2 separate regions of the Mus musculus genome follow, and region 2 is linked to region 1. The links are chromatin loops, found by intact Hi-C in ENCODE. Cell type or tissue: left cerebral cortex. All regions are shown on one strand. Links, peaks and the distances in the headings refer to the core of each region. The heading gives the core; the rest is flanking DNA.

Region 1 (12,988 bases), core at 3,065-11,064:
ACTTTGTTAAAGACATTAAGCAGACTGTTAATTCTAGTCAACATGACCGAAGCAGTTTGCCAATAGAGGCATTAATTAATGAAATCCTCACAGTTATCTTGATGAATAAATTACAGAAAAGGTAATAAGTGAACACAGAGAATGAAACTTTCTTAATTGGGGAGAGAATTTGTGGAAGAATGGAGATGCATATTTAGTAGAAAGTGCATTGTTAGGGACTGACAGTGCTTCATGCGATCAAACTCACTGTCCATCTCTAATCTGACTCTGTGAATCCCTAACCTATATAATTCCTTATTTTTTATTAACATGTAATCACATCATTTTCTTTATTCGAAATTTTTGTGTCCTCTTTATCCAGCTCTTCCCATGTTACCCTGTTTATTCCTTCTCAAGTTCATTGATTCTTTAAAAACTATTGTTATTGTTACTTACACTTATATAAATGTGTACATATGTAAATACAACCTGCTTTATCCTTTTAATGTTGCTTGCATTTATGTGAGTTCAGGGCTGTCCACTTGGTGTTGGTAACTTCCCTGGGGAAGACTATTTCTCCCTCTCCTGTTAGTCATTATGTGCCTATAACTCTTTATCTCTCAGTTTGAGACCCTTTGCTTTTTCTCTCTCATGGTAGCATATTGGTTACAGTTGTCAATGCTTAGGCCTTTTAAAAAGCAGTCCTATTGTTTCAGTATCATGGTATATTTTGCCTGTCATTTCTAGAATGCATAATCTAATATCAGACTTCCAGACACTCTGACTTTTAATTAGAATCATTCCATCATTTCTTCCACGATGTGACTTGAGTCTATGGTAAAGTGTTGTGCTGTGGAAGAATCCATTGTATCTAAGGTTCCCACAATTAGTTGTTTTCTTTATTTTGGACAGCTGTGGTTTTCTGTGATGGCCTATGTCTGCTTCAAAGAGAAACTTCTTTGATAAGGGGGAGAACTATACAGATGTGGTAGAAGGATAAGTGTTTCAAATGCAGTTCTAGGTTTCTGGTACAGTGTATGATGTCTCTTTTGTTGACTGGGCCTTAAGTCCAATTAAGTAGCTGTTAATTAAAGTCAAGATATGAGTGCCCCCTACTGCATCTTTAGGGGTTGCAGGGCTGGTTATTGCTGTGGTTCCTGTGGTTCGGTTCACAGGTATGGCAGTTGAGTGGGACTGTTGCCTGTATCTTATTTTTTGCAGCTTGTCACTTGTCATCTTATTATTTTTTTTTTTTTACTATGAAAGGTGGTTTATTAGGAAAAAGATTTTCTGGTCAGATTTAGATGGATTATGTATGAAAATAGTTGTCAGGAAACATTATTTTAAAATTACATATGATTATATATTATATAGATAAGTTTATGTATATACAAATATATATAACTTAAATGCCACTTGGGTTGATGATAATTCCCAAGAACCTTAGAACATCTAACAAAATCCAAAGTACTAAGCATGAGAAACGTCTTTTCAAGGTATTTGCCAGGGAGTCCAAGTGACTATGAAAGCAAAATAGGCTGCCCATTTTTCTCTTAGTTGCTTCAAAACTTCTCTCTATGGATAAATTTTGTAAATTAAAAAAAAAAACATATAAATGTTCTTCTAATTCATATAATTTTGATGTACTTTGGGAAGTAGTGGTATTTACAGGCCAAATCATCAGGGATTTTGCCAGGAAGGACAACACATTGGCGTTCTAGTCAAATTTGGTTACAGGAAATAAGTGTTCATACATGATAAAGTCTGGCAGTTCTTTTACTCAGTTTCTCATTTCTGAAGTAATTTGGCAATTGAACAATGGTGAAATATGTTTAAAACTGTCTCCTGGGGTAAAGTAAAGATCCAAGTTCATACTAATGAATATGTAAGATGCACTTACTCAATTATTTCAATGTCAGCAAGTACTTGAATTTATTTCTTTGCTAATTCAATGTGAAGTTAACATGCTACATACAATATTCTAAACTCCTCATTTGTTCATAGTGTTTAGATGAAAGTTGTAAAAAGATCCTGCAAAGTAAAAATGGATTCTACTGACGCTGAGTAATGTTCTGAGTTTTCAGAACAGGACTAGGTAATACAGTATCAGTCCAGGTGACCTTAAAGACAAAAGGCATATACATACATATTTGCATATGTGATTCTGTTTGTGTGTTCATAGTTCACATGAGCTTCAGCAGTCTTAGAAAAGAGCTCTATGAGATACAGTGAAGAACCCAGTCCAGAATTCTATAGTGAAAACAAAATCAAGGTACTGAAACAATAACTTAGTAAGTAATAGTGCACATCCGTGTTCTAGATGTCCTTAGTTCAGTTCTCAGCATGCAAGTTGAGTAGCTCACATTTGCCTGTAATTCCAGTTCTAGGTGATCCATAGCACATTCTGACCTCTGCAGGCACTGAAATAATACGCACAAACCCCCATCAACAGACACACAAACACAGAGACACAGAGAGAGAGAGACAGAGACAGAGACAGAGAGAGACAGAGATGGAGGCAGAGAGAGACAGAGACAGAGACAGAGACAGAGACAGAGAGAAAGAGAGAAGATTTGTTTTGTATCTTGAGAAAAAACAACATATTGAACCCCCAGCATGATAAAATGCAGGAGAATACCAACAATATTATTGGTAAGTTTTCAGGGCAGATTCTATCCAGATATGACTCATGGACTGGTTGCTTCCAAATTCTGTGACCTTAAACAAGTATCAGTGATGCAAATATTTTATGCATTGTATTTTTAATTTTGAAAATTTCTGAGTGGTGACAAAGTCCCAGTTTATGTTCGTTTGTGAATAAATTTAAAAATGCATAAAATTTGTATAAAAATGGATAAAGTAAGTCTGAGGACATAACTCAATGGTAGAGCAGTTGCCTCACGTGCATCAGTACTTGGGGAAATGAAAAAACATAAACTAAAATTCACAATAAGAATTAGTTGCTTGTTCTCAGCTGGAAAACAAATACAGGAGTCAAGTTTGTAAATGCAATTTATACAGTGAGTAAGAAAAAACAATGCCATCTATTACTTCCTTTTGAGATTAATAGCTTTAATAGATGTACATACCTGCATTTTCTCAAAAATCACACTGGGATGACCTTAACGTAATAACAAGATAATATGTGTATTTCTGACATAATCTCTTTTATTGGAATTGAAATACATTGAAAGGATATTGAAAATTTTTAAGTTTAATTCATAATCCAATTATGCAAAAATCATTAAAACTACTTAAATTGTAAATTATACTTAAGCTATAGCAATTACTTCTAGGGAAGCATTTGTGTTATAGTGTTATGTATTTCATTCGCTCATTGACTTAAAATTATTATTCATAATACTCTCTTTAATAGTTGGGGATAATTGCTGGGAAAGAGACTAATGTTTCAAGGCAACACCAGTGTGTGTAGAGTATTCCCTATAATCATTACAATAGCTCTGCCAATCAATGTAAGTGACTCAATTTTAAAACATGTGGAATCAAACTTCCAGGTTTATCCTATAGTAATCACAGATTGTATTCTATTTCAGTATCAAAAAGTTTTGGTTTAGATGATAAATTATATAATAATCACAGCAATCAGTGAAGTGAACTGCAGGGAATTTAATCAACTTACTGACACCTTATTCTATCCATTGTTGGATCTAACACCCTCTTGCTCCTGCTCAACTGGATTCAGAGAAGGCACCAGCAGGTTTATTCTCTAGGGCATATTGATGATGAAGCATAGTTACCCCAAATAGGAATGTAAAATATCTTGAAATTCCACATTAAAAAAATCAGTCCTTTTGAACTTTCTGCTTCACATTTTCAACTCTTAAGAGGCAAATGGTGAACAGTGAACAAGAACAGTGAAGTTTTACTAAAGTAAGAATGAGTTATCAATAAGCAGACAAAGAAAGAAGCCAATTAAAGTCCCTAAGACTAAAAGAGTAAGGAAAGAAACAGAACTAGAGTGGAATAGAAGATTAAGACGTGGGAGGGAAACTCACAAAGATATTTCAACTATTTCATGATTTTGGTCTTGATATAAAGAGTTTATGGAAATAATTTAATAATAAAACCTAAGAAGACAGTTGATCTGGCCATTTCTGAACGCCTTGAGTGGATCTAGGACAGTAGAGGAAGAGCAGAACAATCGTAATCTTACTGACACAGAGCAACAACATCAGGGGAAGCCATCATCACCATGTCCCCATATAGAATATCAGCTATAGTTCTGAGACAGGTGAGAATAGGGAGTGGCTTACTAATTTAGGAACTTGGGATTCCACTTGGCTTGGGATACACACACACACACACACACACACACACACACACACACACACTACGGCAAATGGGGTACTTCATGATAATATTTTAGGGAGGAATCACCACTGTCTGATTCCTATCAAAAACTGGATATGTGATTAAAATCAGATGAATTTTGGGAAAGTACATGTACAGTTGAAAAAATATTATATAACTTTATATATCAATCAAAATAAAGAATTACCCACACTATCACTCTTACCAACCTAACTGTTCCTCCTCTTGAACTCCATAAAAAGAAGCCACAAAATTACAGTCTGTGTGAGCCTTCCCTCACATGGCTCACTGTCAATCTTGACAGTGTATTTGGCCTGTTCTATTGCTTTGTGTTGAAAAATGTCACCCTGCTACCTTTTATATCAGTGTGAGTCTGTATCTCAATTTCTTGAATAAGGGACCAAGAATATAGAAACATCCATCCCATATCCTGGCCACCAGTTGTTATTGGATTTTATTTCTTGTGAAGGGCACTTTCATTATTTAAGTTTGAAAATGGGAGGAGAAGAAGTGTGGAGACAGAGACACAGTTGGATCTCTCTGGTTTTGAGAGACAGCCTGTATTACATGGTGAGTTTCAGTAACCCAGGGCTGTATGCTGACATCCTGTCTGAGAAACAAACAAACAAATAATGAACAGAATGGAATGAATAGAACTCAAAAAAAAATGAGACATTTCAAAATTATAATTAATATAATTCAGGGCAAGAGGCTTGGGAGTGGAATGAGTAAGGAAATATACTTCTTAAACAGCAAACACTCAAGAATAGAGGCAGGTGGGACTTTGGATAAGGCTTGATTGAGACTGCAGAAATTGTTCAAACCCTCTAGTGACAGACATGTGAAAGGAAGAAGAGGTTAGTGAGTGATGAGGAATGCTACCTTCAGGAATGACCTGAGCAGGCTCCCTACATCAAGGCTAGGTATCAATTATTGCCCTTGCTGTCCTTTAACAAAAATCAAGAACCGTAGCTCACTTTAAGACAGGTAACATTATAAAGGCACCCATTTCCTCCATCATCTAAGATTTCTATTGGGCACATGAAATGAATGGAACTAGGATATATCATCCTGTGTGAGGTAACTCAGACTCAAAAGAACCTGTATGGCATATACTCACTAATACATGGATATTACCAAAATAGTACAGAATACCACCCACAAAACTAAAAAAGATTAACAAGCCAAAGTGAACAAGTGAAGATGTCTCAATCCTATTTGGGAGGGAGAAAAAAGCAATCAGGGGAACAGGCAAAAGGAGGGAAGTACCTGAGTGAGAGAAGGGACAAGGAGGGGAAAAGGGAAACATGATGAGGTATTGGAGGGAGGAACAGGAGAGAAGCCCTGGGGGCCAGCATCTGCTATAGCCACTGTTACTTCCTTGCATCCATCTCCAATGGATCACACAAATATTCCCCTCTAAACTTTCTACCTCCCAAACCTCCTTTTATTCCAGTTCCCAAATTCAGAAGACATTGAGTGGGAACTAGAAGGTCACTAGAGCTAGGCAAGCAGTCACTCTAACTACAGATCTTTGCCTTCCTTTCCTCCCCTCCAAATCTAATTCATCTTTCTCACCCCATTTGGGCCCCCTCCTCTCTGTTCTCATCTCTGATCACACAGACCTCCTCCAAACTCTATTCTCTCTCATCCTTCCATTCCAGCCGCCAGCTCCAGGGGTCACTCACTAGGAACACACCAGGCAAGCTTGCCAGAGAAGCAAGGAGGCCTATGAAGCAAGCAGGGAAGCTTCAGATCTTCACTTTCATATCTTCTTCCCTCTTCTGTTCCAGACCAATCCCCCAAACTCATACCCAGCCCTGGGAAGACTATCTGTTCTGACCTTTCTCCTCACTTTCTGCTCCATTCCCATGGTACTAACAGATCCCAGAGGAACAACCTGATTTCCTTCCTCCTGCAGATGCCCTTGGATTAGGATTATCAATCCTATAATCCACTCCTAATACTTAGAAATACATTTTACTTTGAATCCCCAGTGGCAAAACATATCAGCTTCCCAGAAGTATTTCCTACCAAGAAACACACAGCCACCAAGCTCTCCCATGAACCAGAGAGAGCAACAGAATCCAAGGAGTCAAACACTTACCCAATAAAGACAAGACCAGACATCTTCACCTAGAATTGCAATCTTAAATCTATATACTAAACACCAGCATAAAAACATAATTAAAAATATTCAGGACAATACATCTCCACTGGAACCCAGCTATGCCATCACAGGAAGCCATGAATATTCTAACATACTTAAGCACAAGAAAAGACCTTAAAACAGCCTTCTTGAGTATGATAGAAATCCTTAGAGAAGAAATAAATTCCTTAAGGAACTCTCTGACAACACAAGCAGTGGAAGGGAATGAATAAATGCTTTAAGAACTCAAAGTGAGTTTTGTCCTAAATTGATGTATTTGTTTTTCTTTTCATATTATTTTTTGTTTTCCTTTATAATTAACCCCCAAAGCCTGTTTTTTTTACAGTGAATGACAAAGGGGGATGCATTCAGGTGGGAGGGAAGGTGGTAAGGAACTTGGAGAGTAGAAGGAGAGACAACTGTGAGTATACATTATGTGAGAAAAATCTATTCTCAATAAAACAACAACAAAAAAAATAAAGGTAGAAATGTATGAGAGCTGAGAAGATGGGTAGATGGAGAAAGTGCTTACCACGAAAGCATGAGGATGTGAATTCAGATCCCTAGCTCTGATCAGAGCTGCACATGATGCTATGTGACTTTAAGCATGGCACTGAGGGGGTAGAGATGAGGGAATCCTTAAAAGTCACAGTTAGTCAAGTCACCAAGTACCCAGTTGTATTGAAAGGCATTTTTTAGTAAATGCAAAATAAATCAGGTAGAGAATGATTGAGCATGGCAATGCCAGTCTTTCCAAGTTCCCCACAGTTTCCAACCTTCACATCCTCCAATTGTTCTGCTTCACTGCTCACCCTGCTTTGCTTGTATCTCACCACTTGAGCTTTCTTAAGACATTTCCCTACTTTGGGAAAACCAATTGTAACAGTCAAAAAGAGTTGGAAACAGCATGATGATAGATAATACATTGAAAGTGGGACTATTAAGAAGTGTTGAGGCAATCTATGTAGCTCAGACAGAGACAGTTGCCACCATGAGAGTAGACTCCCAATAAAAACAACCAGCAAGTGGAGCCAAAGAACCTAATTGTGCAGTTGTGTTAGGAAAGGAGTATGAGTGAAGTTAAATTTGTACATGAGTAGGGGAAAGTAAAAAAAAAAAAAAATCCATAATTACAAAAAAGAGTTGGTGTAATTTCAGAGATAGTTCACACAATGTACTCTGCCAGGCTGTAGAATGGTTATAATTCGCAATTCTGAGCTCTGCAGGAAAAGCAAGGAGAAATATTGAAACCACACACTTACAAAAACAAAGCAATATGAGTAAGTTTAAAGGAAAGGCAAGTGTGGAAAAGTCATTGTAGTAGTTAGAGAGATTAGTGCTGTTAAGGAGAAACTTCACATTCTTTATTGGTATGATGGCAAAGGCATCCTGAAGGAAGACTCAATCAGCTTAAAGATTTGATTTGTGAAAATGCAAATTTATTTGAAAAGAGAATCTGAGTTAGTAAATCTGCTGATGGTATTCCCTATTCAAAACCAACTACCTATGGAATTAATTTCCTAGCTCAACTGCCATGACACATGTGTCACCAAAGTAGGGTGGAAAAATACCAAATGTATTTCCAGTTTGCACAAAGCATGTCCATATCGCCATAGCATGCTGGGGCTGCAGGCATACAAAGTAAAAGGGTGAGAAGATAATAGAAGCTTGCAATAAAGCTCCAGAAAGCTCAGAGCAAGAAATGTGTGGCAAGGTTGGAGTTTCTGCAATAAGGATGTAAGAAGACACGGCAAGGAGCAACTTAGGTGAAACCAAGTTGAAATGGAGAATTAAGGATGTTGAAGATGCCAGAACTTATGGGATGTCTGCTGAGAAAACGAAGTGATGGAGTTCTTTCCAAACACTAAATTTAATGTAACTGTAGACCTAAGCCTAGGGCCCTTTGAAACCTGTGATTCCGAATAGAACAGGAATACTAGAGGGTATTAGAGCCCAGGTGATTTCACCAATATTTCCAGAGTGTGAAAAAATAAATACAGAGCTACTTTTTATACAGTTCTAAAACAAAATCCTTATGGAAATTCTCATAGTTGTATTGTATATTTTCAAATAAATTATTTTCGTATCAATGTGGATTGTTTTCTATATGCAGGTGAGGGCAGGTACAAGATAAGGCAAGAGCCCGTGTTTTTGCAGTGGAAAAGGAAGGCAGGCTGAGAGTTTTAGAGAGGTTTACAGGGAGAGCACCAGGACAATGCAGGTAGCCAGAGGCCCTGATTCAGGGGGCAGATCCTCTGCTAACTACTGCTGGAGGATTTTTAACTTAGCTTACAAATTAGGATGCTAGTTGCTGCGATCAGCATTTGTGATACTTGTTGATTCTAAACTAAGTGTGTGTGGTGTTTTCCTTCAAGCAGCAACTCAACTGAGTTCCAGAGAAAAAGTATGGTAACAGGGCACCCCAGCCATCAAGGGAATTTGGAAAACAGCCCACCATGGGAACTTAGTGATTTTGGAGCTCTGAGACAGGTTCTGTGGAGCTGAGAAAGACTGACCAGACTGCCAGTGCCTTGCCAGCGGTAGCAGGGGTGCTTTTTAAATTATTTCATGCTAGAGATGGCATCCAGGGGACAGGCAAGAATCCACTAGAAATTTAAGATTCTTAGCCTGAGATTTAGTTCTTAGCTTAGCAGGGAAGAGGTTGTTTCTCTGAGATGAGGAGTCACTGGGTGGCTCCAGGGAGAGAAACTTGAAAGAAGAAACACAGGGCCTCTAAGGTCCCCTGCTGTGAAAGGAGACAAGATGGCTGCTCTGAGTCAAAGAGCCAGAGAATGGAAGCTGCCTGCTTCTTGGGGCAGATTTTGATTGAACTGTGAATTTATAAAATTGGGATTATTTGCATTTAGAATAGACTTATATTCAGCTTTGCCCGAATCACGTGGGGGAATTTCATCCACCGTTCAGAACTAGAATAGGGAAATTTTAATGATACCTAAGTAGAGAGCAGTGATAATTGCCTACTATGAACAGGTATTGATGGATGTCTGTGACTCAAAGCAGAGAGCATAACAGATAGATGGTATAACAGGTATTAATAAAACAGAAGTCTGTGGCTCTAGGCAGAGAACACAACAGATAGATATTATAAAGGGTATTAATAAATGTAAGTCTGTGAACCAAGGTAAAGATCATAACAGATAGATAGTATAATATAGTCCACAGGAAACTCATACTCTTTGTTTGTGGGCTCCATGGGAATTTGGGATTAATTCCTTGGCATGACAAATTAGAACAGGCTTAAAAATAGGCTCATACAGTATTTGTTTAGTATTTCATTTATTTTGCATTGTTTTTAGTATCAAAATGTGTGGGATTATGAGGTTTTTGGTTGTTTTATTATTCCTCTGGAAGAGAAGGCAGGATATAAGCTCTCGTGGTTGCAGACTGAAGGATATGCTGATTTGGGAGAAAGGTTTTGTCTTTGCATTTCTAGAAAAGGTACTTAGTGTATACACATCTTCCAGAGTTATATGGATCAGATTTGATAGAGGTAGATGACCTGAATATAAATTCAGGTGAATCAAACAAAAATATTCTTTGTGCCATTTGTCACATGGCATGAATGAATACATGATTGGAGCAGAATTTTATCCTAACTAGTCTGAACACCCTACACAGACTAATATAATCCATACAGATATCTTGATAATGCAAAAAAATATACTGTTTTGAGATTTGTATATTACAGACTACACAGACTTGGTGAGTCTCATCATCAGACATTCTGAACTGACTTGCTTGAATTCCTGATTTCAGGGACTTTCAGCCAGATCCAGTTAGGACACAGACATCATGAGAACTACACTTTCTCCCCATCTCCTATGCTTCAAAAATATCTCAATGACCGTATCCAGTAGGAAGTAGTTATGAAGAATCATCATCCCAGTTCTCTGGGCTTGGTGGCTGGAAGTTGTTATTTTAGGATTGTCTTTCTGAGGAAATTAGAAATGGTTATAATTTGAACAGGGAGATAATAGTTAGAATTGATTGTGTAGCCATAATCTCATTTGGTAGAAATCTATGATAGTTACTAAGATCTGTCTCCTGCCTGCAGGAGAATATATTTAAGAGGATAGTTTTTAGATAGTATGAATGTAAAACCAGGACACAACAGATACGGAATTAGAAGCCTTTTTTACATTAAGATACATTACAGGGTGTTCTATTTAATTTGACAAAAATGGTGGACTGGACATTAGGTGTATCTTATACTTTATAATTTACAAAATGGTAATAGTTGTGTTCAATTTATATTTGAGAGGAAAGAGCCTTTTAACTTGACAAAAGGGGGAAATATGGATTGCTGTCTATATTTGCAGGTGAGAGCAGGCATAAGATAAGGTGAGAGCCTGTGATTAGGTAGTTGTAAAAGAAGGCAGGCTGAGAGTTTTAGATATGAGTACAGGGAGACAGAGAAGAGGAGACAAGGTGAGACCCATAGGAGAGGAAGAGGAGCCAGAACCAAAATAAGCTATAAGTATTGGGGATTTCTTAGATAGATGATTAAATAATAAGTAGGGTGCATTTGCCCCATTTAGGTGTATAGCCTGTCTATATATCAATTGAGGTTTGAGTTCATTGTGCCAGAATTTAATGGATTGAGAACTTACTTATATAAATCTGACTGATAAATTACAAGCCTCTAGAGTTTTGATTTTATCGGGTCACAGGGATTTGTGACAGCTAACCACAGCGGGCAGATGACTGGGAATGTAAGCAGGATTCATGTCATGTCGAGAGAACAGTGAGATGGGTGGTCAACACATGGGGCTAGCCTTGGAGGCAGCAAGACCTTTGGGGCCAGAGAGTAGCTGGCATTAGCATGGGATGGTGCCTTATTTTTTATATCATGCGACACATCAATATACAGATATAAACCTTCAATATACATATATAAACATTCAATATACATATATAAAATTTACAATGCATTTTTACTTATATAGAGAGTTATTTATTAAGACTTACTTTTTTAAAACATCTGGTTTGATTAAGTATTTTTTGGACTAAAAAGTATTTCTTTAACTAACAATGTTTATGTTCTTTTGAATATCTTGCCAAAGATGATTCCAAATGTCATACACATTAACTTACCTTGCTTAATTTGTAGCACGCGTGCGCACACACAAGATAGCTCTGGTATTTTTTTTTAAATCATGGATTTACATTTTACATTACTAGCAATGTTTGTTGTGTTAATATATGTGTCAATGACAAATTACAAATATAACATATTTCTAGCCACAAAGGAATCAAATGTTTCTTACCTCCTCGTTTATTAATCTTGGCATAACCAGGTGCATAGCTGCTGGACAGGGAGGAAGAGCTGCTGAAGGACACATGGGGAAGACCAGAGATGAGAGGCTCATCACATTTTTCTGAAAAAAAAAATAAGAAGGAACTAGTTTCACTAAAGCTCTTTAGACAATGGCTAGGTTATGCTTATTAAAATAACTACCAAGGGGATGGAAAATGCCTCAGTATTTAAGCACTCCTACAGTGGACTCTTGTTCAATGTCCAACATTTACAATGGGTGATTCAAAACCACCTCTAGCTATAGGTCTATGACATCTGATTCCATTTAAGGTCTACATAGAAACTAGCAGGCACACGTACATGTACCCACATGCATATATATAAATATAAGTAAGTAAAATAACTGTTGACTATAGAACAGATTTACAATCCACCCATCAATCAATCAATAAATCAATAAAATAGTTCACCAAAAGTTATAATCTAACTATCTAAGTTGTACCAGTCCTGATAAATCTCAGAAATAGTTATACAGTTCTGACTTTTGATATAGTAGCCTGCACAACAACGTTGTTTCAAGAGGGCCACAACTCAAATTCAGTCTTTAAGGATCACACGTAGAATCCAATTATTTCTATTAGCTTTTGTACCTGGCATTGTCCAAAAGGTTCAGATGTTTACAAATCACAGAGACAGAAGGTGAGAAACAATATAACGGGAAGAATAGAAATTAGAAAGAATTCCAGTAACAGTACACAAAGCAAGAAAGTAGAAGTCACTAACCAAAGTGTATAATATCAGAATGTATGATGAATAAGCACCAGAGTTTAGATGTATCACATGAAGCCTGTAGATAATATTATCTTGGGGACTTAAATATTGAGGATAGAAGGTCATGTGTTAGATGTTCTTATTAAAAAAATAAAGAAATAGTTGTTTATAATGGAGAACCAGAATAACAGCCAATTTGAAAAGAATTTTTATCTAAAAATTCACCAGTCTCTGCTTTGATATCCATCTGTATTGCTTTCTACACAGGGTGTTTACAATACCATTCGGATTTTAAAATTTCATCTCTTCTTAGAATTTGCTTCTTGATTCTTTCATGGATATTCTTAATCTCCTAATTTATAAATTTTTCTAGTGCTTAGGACCCATTTTTCATTTTCCTTTCAGTGAATCTCTGTCAGGGAGAGTGCAACCAGAATCCTGCTTGCCATAAGGGTCCGTCCTAAGTCCTGATCGCTCAC
Region 2 (12,988 bases), core at 1,762-9,761, 330 kb after region 1:
TCAACAACTTTTATTTAAGAGGTTTGTCTTCTGAAAATACGAAGAATTAAAATGATCAATTCATACATAGTAACACATCAGTTCCACAGACAAGTCTAACCAAATACTGGACTGTAGGTAGCTTATTCCATAAGAAAACATTGTTTTCTGTCCCTGAATTATGGAAGCAGCAACAATGTTTGTTGGGTGTTCACACCTTTAATGACCAGGAGAATTTCTTTCTGTTTATTTTTTACCTTATGTACTCAGGGAATCCCTGACATGGTCCAGCCTCATTTTTCTTTCTATTGCAGTAGAATAGCTTCAGTGAAATTAGTTCAGGCATGCTTTTCTTTTATCTGGGGTGATTAATGTGTGGCAAAGAAGGCTCTTCTTTAAAGTGACTGTCTTCTGCCTTATCATCCTATTGTCTTTTCTCTGTGCATGTCTGTTTTCTGGGCATTTTTTTTTTTTTATAAGAGCAATGCTGCCAAACTAAAGACCTCATCTCAGGATTATATGCAGAAATCATATTTCTAAACAAAGTCACTTATGCAGGGAGGATACAAGACTTTGTGTATTTTTATAAGACACAGTTCAACATAGCATCTTTTTCCAAATATATTATACGATCCTATTCTATGTAGTATTAATATTCTAGATAAGAGGGAAATGTGCTAAAATAAACATAACACACATATTCTTGTATGTATTCTAGAATAGTTGGGATTTTTATTCATATTTCATTGGATATTTTATTTATTTACATTTCAAATGTTATCCCGTTTCCTGGATTTCCCTCCAGAAGCCTCTATCCCCTTCCACCTCCCCCTGCTGAGGGTGCTCCCTTAACAACCTACCTACTCCCACCTCCCCACCCTGGCATTCCCCTACACTATTTGAGATCTTAAAAATGAAATAATATTTCTCAACTTGAGAAATTTTACTAGCAAAAATACAATCACCTGTGACTAATTGTCAGTTTCTGCAACAACTAAGAACATATATAAAATTTCTAAAACAAAATCTACAGATGTTAGTAATAATTTATGGTGAGGGCAAGCTAGCTTGTAAAGGATTATAAGTGAATACTTTTTTCTTTCTTTCTTTGCCTACTCAAAATATTTATATTTTAGTTTGTACATTTTCTAGAAACTTCCTTTGTTATTATTTAAATGATTTTAAGGCAGTTGAGGCTGCAAATTGCAACTTGGCGATTTTATGAAGAGTGAGTTAAAACCCTACAAACTCAGAGCAATAAGACTCTGATCTATAATCACTGAAGAGAGATCAGGCTCCAAACTCTGAGACTCATTGAAGGTTATAATGGTTTTTGTTTTTCTTTCCTGTGAAACAGGCCTTTCACATAGTCAATGTTTTCTTTTTTAAAATATGAAGATGAGTGTGTGAGGAATTATACAAAATTTACATTAAACTTTTGTGGTTCCTCTTAAATTATAAATCACATCATTTCAATCAAATGTAAATGTCTTTTGACCACACAATTTTAAAACAATGGAAAAATATAGCTACAGATTTTGATAATGCCTGAAAAAAAAAAAAAAAGAACTGACAAAACCTCACACAGGAAGTAGTCCTATGGAGCAAACTAGAGTCCATGCTTGACTTAAGCTAAGCACCTAGAAGCATCTCCATGTTTGACTTCGGTCTGCTTTAGAATTCCAATTTAAACCCAAATGGTGGCATAAACATGCTGTCGCTGAGAGTTCCTCTAGCTGGAGAGGTACTTAGCATGCAAATCTACAGCATAAATTTAGTGTACAAATGGCATTGCACAAAGATTGCTGCCACATCTCATTCTCTAGTCACAATGGATGTGAAAAAGATAACTGGTTAGTGAAATAACGATAATTCAAGTAGAAAACTGACAGCCCATCCCCCAAGCTTCCCAGCATAGCTTTCCTCTTTGACAGTGTAGAGAGCTCTGTACAGATATATCTTTTGGGCTAAGACAGTTTTGCTGGAATAAAGGATGGACAAGAATTAAAGTGCCTTAGGGTAGTTAAATATGAGCAGACATAGTAAAGAATTCTTCTTCCTCTGCTGTCTTCTAAGTTCCAACAAATACCAAATTTATTCCATGCAAGAAGTATGTGTCTAGTCTTTGGAGGAATATCTTAGGAATGTGGTGGATTCTCCTAGCCCAGGTGAAAGGAAAGGATAGCTCATCTTTCAGAAATGGCAACTTCACTTTTAGACTTTTATCAATGGCACTTCATTATATTATTTTTAAATTATTTCTCTTATGTTAAAATATAATTACATTATTTTTTAATGTATGGCTTTTACATATCTTAACACCACCATGAAACTGAAAACTTGGCTCAAAATTTTCTTCACATTAAAAAAATAATGACAAATGGTACATAAAATGTGGTAAAGACTTCAAGCAAGGGATATTTGAGAGATACCAGAAAGCCATTTCTGAGAGAAGAAGCTATGTTAAGCAAATTAGCCTCGGAATAGTAACTACAGAATTCCTATAAGTTAGTATGGCTTATAAGATGTTCCAATTATGAACTGAATGGATAGAAGCTGTGTATGGTTTCTTTGTTCTTGAGAATACTCTACAGAGAAATCCCTCAATTAAAATTAGAAACACAGTGGAACATTTGTCCTATTACAACTTGGAACATCTTCTGAGTATATGCCTAGAAGATTATATGCCCCAGTACAGGGGAATGCCAGGGTCAGGAAGTGAGAGTGGGTGGGTTGGGAAGCAGAGCAGGGTGTGGGGGGTAGAGGGGCTTTTCGGAGAGGAAACTAGGAAAGGGGATAGCATTTGAAATGTAAATGAAGAAAGTATCTAGTATTTTTTTTTAATTAGAAACAAAATCTCAATGAACACATACAACATTTTAAATATTTTTCTGGTAATGTATCTTCAAATGTATAGTTTTATCTTTCAAGTGCTGAAGATGTTGTAGCAGCACAGAAGCTCAACTTGCTTCCAGTCTCATTTTATACTCAACCAGGTAAAATCTACTTGAAGTCCTGTATAGATGTGCATTAAAAATATTTTTTTTCAAAAAAAAAAAAAAAGGATTTGATAGGGACCATTAAAGTTGTAAAACCAGTTTTCTGTGGCCAACACATATGCAGTATTTTCACATGAAAGGTTATTTTTATTGATATGCATATAGATCCCATGCTCACTAACAGATTCCCTTACACATCTCTGTCTCTACGCATTGAAAATTCATAAAAGCACTAATATGAAAAATAACATGATTTTGTTACACAAATATTTTACGTGCATGTCTAAACTTATAAGGAATAAACGTATGTGAGGTTTTCTTACGTAGCTCCCAGGTAAAGGATCTCAATTATTGATATTTAAAATATGTGTTGGTAATACTAAAGATTCAGGTAATGAAAATTGGAATGAGTTGCATTAAGGTAACAGTTGCAATTTCCAAAGAGTTTATTAAACAATACGCTTAATTCTCCTTTTGGCAATAACAACCAGTAGTTTTATGCTATTAGCTTTAATGTATTTGCAAGTATAAATTTAAAATTTTTACTTAATGTGTACTGCCCAATTATTTTAAGTAAAACAGCAATGTGCTTCAAATTAATTTCTAATATTGTAGCAAAGCACAGCATAATCAAAGTGAGTGCACTGAAGGTCAGAAAATCCAGAGAAATACAAATGAGAATTCATTTTCAAAATCCACCCTCTTCTTTCCTGGGAGCTATCATTTTGTTGTGAAGTGAGGGGAGTGTTTGCCAGGGCAGGTAATGTCTTAATTATGGACGGAAGCTTTCAGCTGTGATTTCTGCAGTGGCAGCACCAGTTGAAACCGGCATGCTTTGCTAGGTACACAGTAGACTCCACCAACATAAGCAGGCAGCGTTTGCAGCTGAGTGAATCCTAACTGAATGTTTTCCAAGTGCCCGTTATGATAGATTTGCCTCTGGTTTTCCAGTTTGCTCCTGTTCATCCTCTCTTTTCCCACAGACTTACATTTATTTCATCCTCCTGTAAATTCCGGGGATCCATCCCATAATCAGCTTCCAAACGCTGATACCATTGCATACACTAGCAAGATTTTGCTGGAAGGACCCAGATATAGCTGTGTCTTGTGAGACTATGCCAGGGCCTAGCAAACACAGAAGTGGATGCTCACAGTCAGCTATTGGATGGATCACAGGGCCCCCAATGTAGAAGCTAAAGAAAGTAACCAAGGAGCTAAAGGGATCTGCAACCCTATAGGTGGAACAACAATATGAACTACCGAGTACTCCCCAAAGCTCGTGTCTTTAGCTGCATATGTATCAGAAGATGGCCTAGTCAGCCATCAGTGGAAAGAGAGGCCCATTGGTTGTGCAAACTTTATCTGCCTCAGTACAGGGGAATGCCAGGGCCAAGAAGTGTGAGTGGGTGTGGGGGGGAGTGGGTGGGAGAGTGTGTGGGAGACTTTTGGGATAGCATTGGAAATACAAATGAAATAAATACCTAATAAAAAAAGAAATAAAAAAATGAGATGGTCATCTTACCTTAATTATTTTCAAAAAGCCGAGAGAGAAAGATCAGGTTTAAAGTAGTGTTGCTATCAACTTTTAAAAGTATTCCCCTCTTTGCACAACGTTTCCTTTCCTGGCATTCAGCCCTGGTCTTAGAAAATACTTTCTTAGCATCCTTATGGCTGGAACAGGCTGCATCAAAGAAGCCTAGCCATCCAACTGGTTTTTTGTTGTTATTGTATTGTTTTGTTTTATCACATTCTGAACAACTGTCCCCTTTAACTGAGTGTTTTCTAAGGAGGAGGAGGAGCAGGAGAAGAATTTGAAGAGTTGCACGTTTAGAACACTCAAAAATGCCGTGGCATTCTTGTAAGACTGAAACTATTATCCACCTAAGTAGCTGAGAACTCTTTATCCACCATGTTCTTCTTTCCCAACTTAAAAAAACAAAAACAAAAACAAAACAAAATAACAAAAGTAAAAAAAAAAATGTGTTTCCAAGAGCATATAATGTGCTTTATTCAGATACTTTACTTTGTCTCAGGAAATCCTATACTTCTTTTTAATTTATTGACCTCTTTGTTTTACATTCCCTTTTTGAGACTTTGAGAATGTGTGAGAACTCCAAGCATTTGGAGAAATGCCACCCGACAGAGTGAAGAGGAATTCTAGCAGACATCTGAGGCTCTTCCTACCTCCTGCTCCACTCTCCTGATACCATTATGCATTTTCCATCATTCTTCTTCCTGAATCTCTCATGTGTAATTCATTGAAAAACTGTCATTTTAGAGACCCTTTCTAGCTGTGTACTGAAGAAACCCCCCCCAACCTTCTTCTATTACCATGTGACTACGTTTTAGTTTTTAAAAAATTACCTACATTGAAAATTGTTCTTTCTTCCCAACTAAGTCTGTTTTTGTCACTGTTAGAGTTCATTTTAGCTGGAATAAATCCTATTTCGTGGCCAATTTAAAACACTTGCGACTGTTAGGAGTCTAGAATCCTACCTGGCTAGGGCTAGCTATCATTCCAAACTATGAGGACAGTGGTTCTCAATCTAGGAGTCGTGATTCATTAAGGCTACTGAATGACCCACTCACAGAAGTCACCTGCAGCCACTGGAAATCACAGACAGGGATACTTTTACTATGATCCTTAACAGTATGAGTATTAACTTTATGTAGTATCAATGAAAATAATTTCATGACTGGGGCTCTCCATAACATAAGAAACTGTATAAAAGGGATATAACATTAGGAAGGTTGAGAACCACTGGACTAGGAAGCCATAAAGAGCTTTTATCTCTCAGCTTTATGATGTTATAGGAATGTGAAAGGAGCCACAGACAAATGACAGAATTTCCAACTCTGTAAGCACTGCTTCTGTGTCAGCTGGCTTTATCTGATGAGTTAATTTTAGGCAAGGCTTCCAAGGGACTTATAACTTCTTCATACAAGTAAGACATGGCTGCCTTAATATGAAGCTCAGAGAAATTGCTGAAATAACTTTTAAACTTCTATACCATGCATTTTTAGTACTTTGGGGGAAAAATGATACATACATCTTACAAGTAGAAAAGGGAACACATGCCAGGAGTAGGCAGTACTCAGAGAAGGCAGTCACATGTATACTATGAAGTAATCTAACCATAGCCTTGATATGATTCCCCTGGCCTGATTTCAATGAACTCAAGCAAGAAATCTCTACTCCAGAGATGCTTTAGCTTTTCGTTGAAGAAAGAAATAACAAAGCTAGGACAAAACAAAAACAAAAACAAAGCATGTGAACTATTAAAAAAAAAATGAAAAGAACTTTCAGGTTTAAAACAAAACAAAACCCACCAAGTGTACTGGAGCGCCCCCTGCTGGCTGAACTAAACTGCACCCAAGCTCTCCATGAAAGGCTGCAGGAAACACTTCAAATCTACCTTAAAACCTTCCATTTATGATAGTTTTAACCTTTGATTAATGTGTGTGAATCTTGGCATGACATATGTAGAATCATTATTATAAATTCTTGTACTAAAAATAAAAATATTGCTTTGATGGATTAAACAAAGTTTGAACCTATTTAAAGTGTACATCATGTTTTGTTGAATGTTGAAATTTTGAAATGGATAAATGAAACAAATTAGCACATGCATTATCCTACTTGCCTAGAATGTGTGTGTTCTATGAGAATAATTAAAGTCTATTAGAAAACATCAATTGTGTGCACTGTAATGGTTAATATTAACTATCATTTTGAAAGCATCTGGAGATGAACATCAGGATGTCTGTGAGTAACTTTCTAAATGGGCGCTGAAGTGTGAAGACACAATTTAGCTGCAAGGAACATTATGTCATAGAGCAGAGTTACAGACTGAGTAAGGAGAAGATGTGCTGAGTACTATTGTTCATCTCCCTCTGCTTCATGACTAGGGATGCAATTTGACAAGTTGCCTCAAGTTGTTCTGCCATGACATCTTCCCCATGATGGTCTGTACTTTCCAAGTGTGAGCCAAAATGTATTCTTCCTTCTATAGTTTTTTTTCAGGTATGTTGCTCAGTTGTACAGCAAGTTTCTTCAGCTTTAGTCTTTATGAAATATGATATAGGCTTATGTCCACAATGGCACTGTATATCCAAAGGTTCCTGTGCAACCCAGCACTGTTCACCCAATGAGAATCTGGAGTCAAACTACAGGTCATCAAAAAGTCACAAATCAAAAAGTGATGAGTAAAGAGAATGTGAGTGTGTATTTACATACACACAGGGGCATAAAACACACTCACTATATATTTACATATATAGTGCATAAATCAAACTTCAAAAGGAAATTCTGTCATTTGTGATAATATACATGAAGTAGGAAGACCTTGGAGTGACATTCGTTAGGCACAGAAACACCAATATCATATGATTTTGCTGTCACATAAAACTCTGTAAATCAAATACAGACAAGAAGAATATATGGTGGTTTTGTCAATCTAGGGGTCTGGAGTGATAGAGATGTTGGAGTATGAAAGAGTTTAAATCAGGCAAAAACTAATTTGAAAAACTGCCCATTGGGATTCCAATAATATTATTTCATACATTTATAAGTTTTGTCTTTCATGCCAAATTCAACAACTGATTTTTTTTTTTTTTGGTAAAAGTCAAATGTTTCAGATTTATTGCCATACAGACTCTGCTATGACTGTTTGTCTTTGTCTTTGTAGCATGTGCTAAAAAATTAAAAAAAAAAAAAGCAAAGAACCAATAGTACAAATGGATGTGACTGCAGTCACATAAAATTTTATTAACAAGCGAAGAAATCTAAAGGATTTGACACACAAAAAGAACTTTGTTATTTCTTCTTCTGGGGTACAGCACTGATGATGTCATCAAAATCATTCTGAATGTTTGCAACTCAGGAAATACAGGGAAATCTAGGACAGGAAATAGAGAGGGTGATGCCAGATAGAAGGAGCACGTGCTTTCCCCAGCTGAGTGAGGTATAAGATTGTCAATTATGTGCCTGCTTCCTGCATCAGTTTTACAGTTGATGAGAGACAGGGGAGTATTGAATACTCAACAGTGTCCTTGGATAAAAGGCACATTAAACAAACAGATGATAGCCACGAGTGGCGGCACACGCCTCTAATCCCAGCACTTGGGAGGCAGAGGCAGGTGGATCTCTGAGTTTGAGGCCAGCCTGGTCTACAGAGTGAGTTCCAGGACAGCCAGGGCTACCCAGAGAAACCCAGTCTTAAAAAACAAAACAACAAACAAACAAACAACAACAACAACAACAAAAACCAAAACCAGATGATTCAGAAGGCCCTTAGAAGGTACCTCACCCTCCGATAACCTCCTAGTAACATGTTAGTAGAATTAACATGCTGAAGTAAACTATGTGCAAATCTGGATGGAGCTCTCCCTCTTGGATCCATATCATTTTTGCTCTATTATTGGTTTCATTCCTATTGCTCTGCAAGCAAAACAAAAGCAGCTTAGGGTGAAAAAGGCTCACTTTAGCGCACAATTGAGTTCACAACTCATCTTCATGGATAAGTAAAAGCAGGAATCTAAAGCAGCTAGTCATATTCACAATAAATAACAGAGAGAACAAATGCTTACGTGTCTAGTACCAATAACTTTTTTTCCTATTTTTATATAGCCCAGAGCCCCAAACCAAGGATAGCATGCCTCTTAGGGGGCTGGGTCGTCACATAACAATTAAGTCACTTAAGGCAATAACCTGTAGCCAAGTTTCCTGGGCCAGCCTGCTCTACATAGTCCCTCATTGAGTCTCTTGTCCTAGGCGATTATAGGTTGTACCAAGATAGCAATTAAAAATTAGCCATCATACACCTAGATCTAGATAATTACCTAAGAGCAACGTGAAAGGAGGGTAATATCTATATTTGGATTAGGGATAAAACCCTTAGTTGAAAGATTAAACTTTGTGGAGAAGAAGATATAGTAATTGGTATTTAGATTTAAAAGTACAATTCCTATAGACTTGAGAGAAAATTGGGGAACAGGCCAAACTAAGTATTTACCTATTAAACTCATGACAAACTTTCATGATGGCTATGCTGTTTATCACTTGTATATCATGCTGACATATGTTATTTAAAGTACAAGATGTATAAATTGTCTAATTAAGCCGAACAGTTTCTATGTCATTTCTTGAATGATTTAATCCCATGTTTATCTTGAAAAATGCATGATGCATGCATTGCCAACTTTTGAAATGTTTTGATTTATCATTAAAATGAAATTAACTTCCAAGAATGTTGTCACAAATCAACAACCCCAGCATTTGAGGGATTAAGAAAATGGTATAGAGAACCTGAGACCTCTGCTACAAAGCAAGATTCTACCTCAAAATTTAATAATTTTATTCAGTAAAATCACGTGATTCATTACTAGTTAAATTCTATGAGAACCATTCCTTCTAAAATTATTTGTTTCTTCATTTGATTTAAAGTGACTGGCTTTATTATTTATTGTTTTTTCTATTCACAAGGAAATATATAGCTTTATTAACAAAAGTGATTGCTTCAGATATTTAACACAGCATTCAGTTCCTGGAAAAAAAGTACTATATGGATCAAAACTAAGATTCCCTTTGAAACCACTTTATGGATGATGAATAAAAGTTTGTAAATCACAGAGGAGGCTCTGTGCTTTTGATTCAAAAGACAGATTCCTGCTAACAGCCAAAGAAAAACACAGCATGACAGAGGAAGAGACAAAGGTCACTGCTTTCTGCGGTGATTGCAGAGAGAGAGGAAGGAGTAATGATGACTGCCTGAGCATTGAAGATAGGGATGAAGACGCACACTAAGACAGGCTGATTGGCTTTGACTATTTTTTTTTTTTTTTTTTTTTTGGACAGGGTTTCTCTATGTAGCTCTGACTATCCTAGTCCTGGAACTCAGTATGTAGAGCAGTCAGCCTGGTTTCGAACTCAGAAAATGTGTACCACCCATGTTCAACTTTGTTTAATCTTTCATTTTATTTTATTTTATTTTATTTTATTTTATTTTATTTTATTTTATAATGGGGGTTTTGTTGTATTCCAAGAAACTAAAAATTATTTTAAAAAACAATGGTTTAAAGTTAAAAAAAATAAGAATAAAATTTCCATGTTCTTATTTACACTCAAACAGATCACATTGAAGTACCTTAGGACTAGATATTATTTAAAGGGTTCAGTAGGGATGGTCTGGAGTGAATTACAGAACCTGCTCTTGGGCCTGAGAATCTAAATTCTTGTGTGCACACTGTACCAGCTAAAGGTACCCAGCAGGACGGCTATGTATAATACACTCATTACATCTCCATTCATGCTTGTGGTCCTTAATCAAGATCTGGGCACTGTCCAGACCCGTGCATCTGATACAAGCATCACCTTTTCTGTCCGTTTGCATATGTAATTTCCAAACTTCAAACTTCTTGGAAAGCCTTAACTCTATGGGAAAAGTTATTAGCTTTTTCCCATAAGAAAGTCTAATTGAAAGCATGCTACTTAAGACTCCCCTTATTATTAAGCTACTAAAATAAGTATAAATTAGTTAGTTCATGTTGAATCAAAGATTCAGAGGTATAACCACATTCTTAGCACAGGAGAAACTGGAAACTTAATTGCCTCAGTAGAGAGAAGGTTAAATTCTAGTTACAATTCTGTGATTGCATAGAAAGAGAAAGGAAGACCAGAGATGAGGAGGGAGGAAGAAAAGTGTGTGAGTACTCGGTTGTTTGCATGGTTGTTTGTGTGCATGTGCATGCATGCATGTGTGTGTGTGCATGGGTGGGACATGTGTGTGTGTGTGTGTGTGTGTGTGTGTGTGCTTGTACTTCAGTGGTCAGTGCATGTATGTAGAGGTAAGACCAATAATCAGAGGTTGGTGCCATCATTGCCCTTCTACATTTTTGAGACAGAGTCTCTTATTTTGTTGCTATGCTGTGTGCTCCAGGCAAGCTGGCCTGTGAACCTCTATGATTCTCTTGTCTCAGGCAGTTTGACCCAATTGCGTCTTTACCCACTGAAACATCTCTCTACCTTGCAATGATTTATGTTTAAGATTTTATTTGGCCAGTACTATGAAAGAAGAATACTAAGTAGATTTTTAAACCAGTTTCACATTATTTGCTTTTGTTTTCCTGCTAGGTCAATACTTTTGCTTATTGTGTACTTTACATTTTGTTCTCTTGTCATTAAAAGATAGCATCAATATTTTAAAAGGTATTTAATCAGTGGTAAGGGCAGTTAATGCTATTAATAATCACTTTTCCTCCTCAAAGCAGTGTGTGAAGTGAAAGGCACAATAAAAGGCTTTAAATTATCTAGCAAATTTATATAATCTCAAATATTTTGGTTAATATTTTATTGCAAACTTCAAAAGCCACAGGGGGGGAAACACCTTTTTGTGTTAGAATATTACATTATGATGATAAAAGAAGATAAAATTGCTCACTTGCAAAATGATTAAAGCTTGATTAAAATTTGAAGATCTACTTATTGTTATTTTCTATATATGAGTGCATAGATATGCACCACCTGGATGCAATACCTATGGTGTCCAGAAAAGTACTTTGGATGCCCTGGAACTGGAGCTGCAGGACGTGCTCTAACATCTGAGCCATCTCTGCAGCTCTTGATTAAAACTCAGTGGAAAACATTTAATTATTATTTCATCTGAGTGTGATTCTAGACACCTAGTGGTAATAACTAAATTATATTATAGGAATTATTTTACTGATGTCAAACTTCATAGAGTTGAGACTAGAATTCTTTTCCAAAACAATTTAATAGCCTTGTAACTGAAATGAAAATATGAATTGCTTAAGCTGACTATATCATAACTGAAAAATACACATAATGTTCATAAGCCAACCAGATACATTAAAATATTATGTGATCATTAATTTCACATTAGAAAAAATTAATAAAATATTTCTTTAGGTATTCATACAAAGAAAATACTGAAAACTAAATATATGTTTATAATCTAGAGGGTTCAGAGATACATTTTAGTAATTAATTTGAAGAACTGAATACATGAATTAGCCAAAGAATTTAATTAAACATTAAACCTTCTTTTTAACTGTTAATGTTTCCAAAGTTTTAAATGATAGAGCTTTCATTTTGTCAAGAAATTGAATATTTTCCCACCCAAATCTCTTGTGCATTTTTATATTGTCAAGGTGACCACATAGAAGCCTGGTTTTAACTAAGAAGATTTGTTTAAGTTTAAGTTGTAAAAAAAAAAAAAAAAAAAAAAAAAACAATTCTGGAGCTAAGAGTGCTACAAACTTTCAGACTTGACAATGCATTAACTTAATGGGAGTAATTACTTTTCCAGACAGGTTTCTTTCTCGCATGATTAAACCGCACTCATGGGTTTGCTTCTTAATTTAAGACAATATAAAGGATAGTAACTATCTGCTTACGGATGCTCTCTGTTAATTATCTGATGCCTGGACTAGGCATGGGTGGAGTTACTCTAACCCCTTTGGTACACAGAGAGTGCAGGCTTAACAATTGTGAAATTCATACTGAAACTAGCTTGAATACAGAGGAACAGCTGAAATACAGGTTAAAATTCAGCATTTTGATGACATTCCACATAATACAACATCAATAAAACTGTTGGCAATTCAAATGTTTATCGTAGATATTGCTGATATGAAATGAACACATATTCCTTAATTAAGGGTCTAAGTGCAATATCTACCTAAAATAAATTTAGAAATCTCATTACATAAAGACATATTTTATGGCAAATCAACTTCTTCTAAGAAAAACTCATCTTTAAAAATTCATCTCTACATATGTTTATAATAGTAATAGATATATACCATGTGCTACATTAAACATTAATACACATATTCATATATTAAATTTTATGCCATTTTAGATCATAGATAAGATTATATTTATGAGAAATATTTTTACTGAATTCCTAATTTATGCTAGTCTCAATTATAGTGCAAAATATTTTGAATAACAGTTTTAGCTAATATACTCAGTAGGAATGTAATACACT

Evidence for each region. Peaks named below come from ENCODE experiments on the same cell type or tissue, not always from the same donor. Only the 100,000 strongest peaks of a DNase experiment are listed, where the experiment ranks them.
Region 2: it touches region 1 in a loop (2.7-fold over the local background); 3 of 42 quality-filtered maps call a loop at or near these places.

The regions. Positions count from the first base shown.
Region 1 is chr6:45,652,865-45,665,852 of GRCm38, reverse strand. It overlaps Cntnap2 (contactin associated protein-like 2), which reads right to left. Exons shown (of 24, transcript NM_001004357.2): 2 at 11,749-11,859. Among named protein-coding and RNA genes, the nearest start is that of Cntnap2, 600 kb to the right of the region's middle. In left cerebral cortex, for the core only: no CTCF peak of the experiment used is centred there; a DNase peak (open chromatin) is centred at 7,599.
Region 2 is chr6:45,317,044-45,330,031 of GRCm38, reverse strand. All of the region lies in intron 1 of Cntnap2 (contactin associated protein-like 2), which reads right to left. Among named protein-coding and RNA genes, the nearest start is that of Cntnap2, 260 kb to the right of the region's middle. In left cerebral cortex, for the core only: a CTCF peak has its summit at 6,337 (motif pointing left); DNase peaks (open chromatin) are centred at 1,771 and 6,331.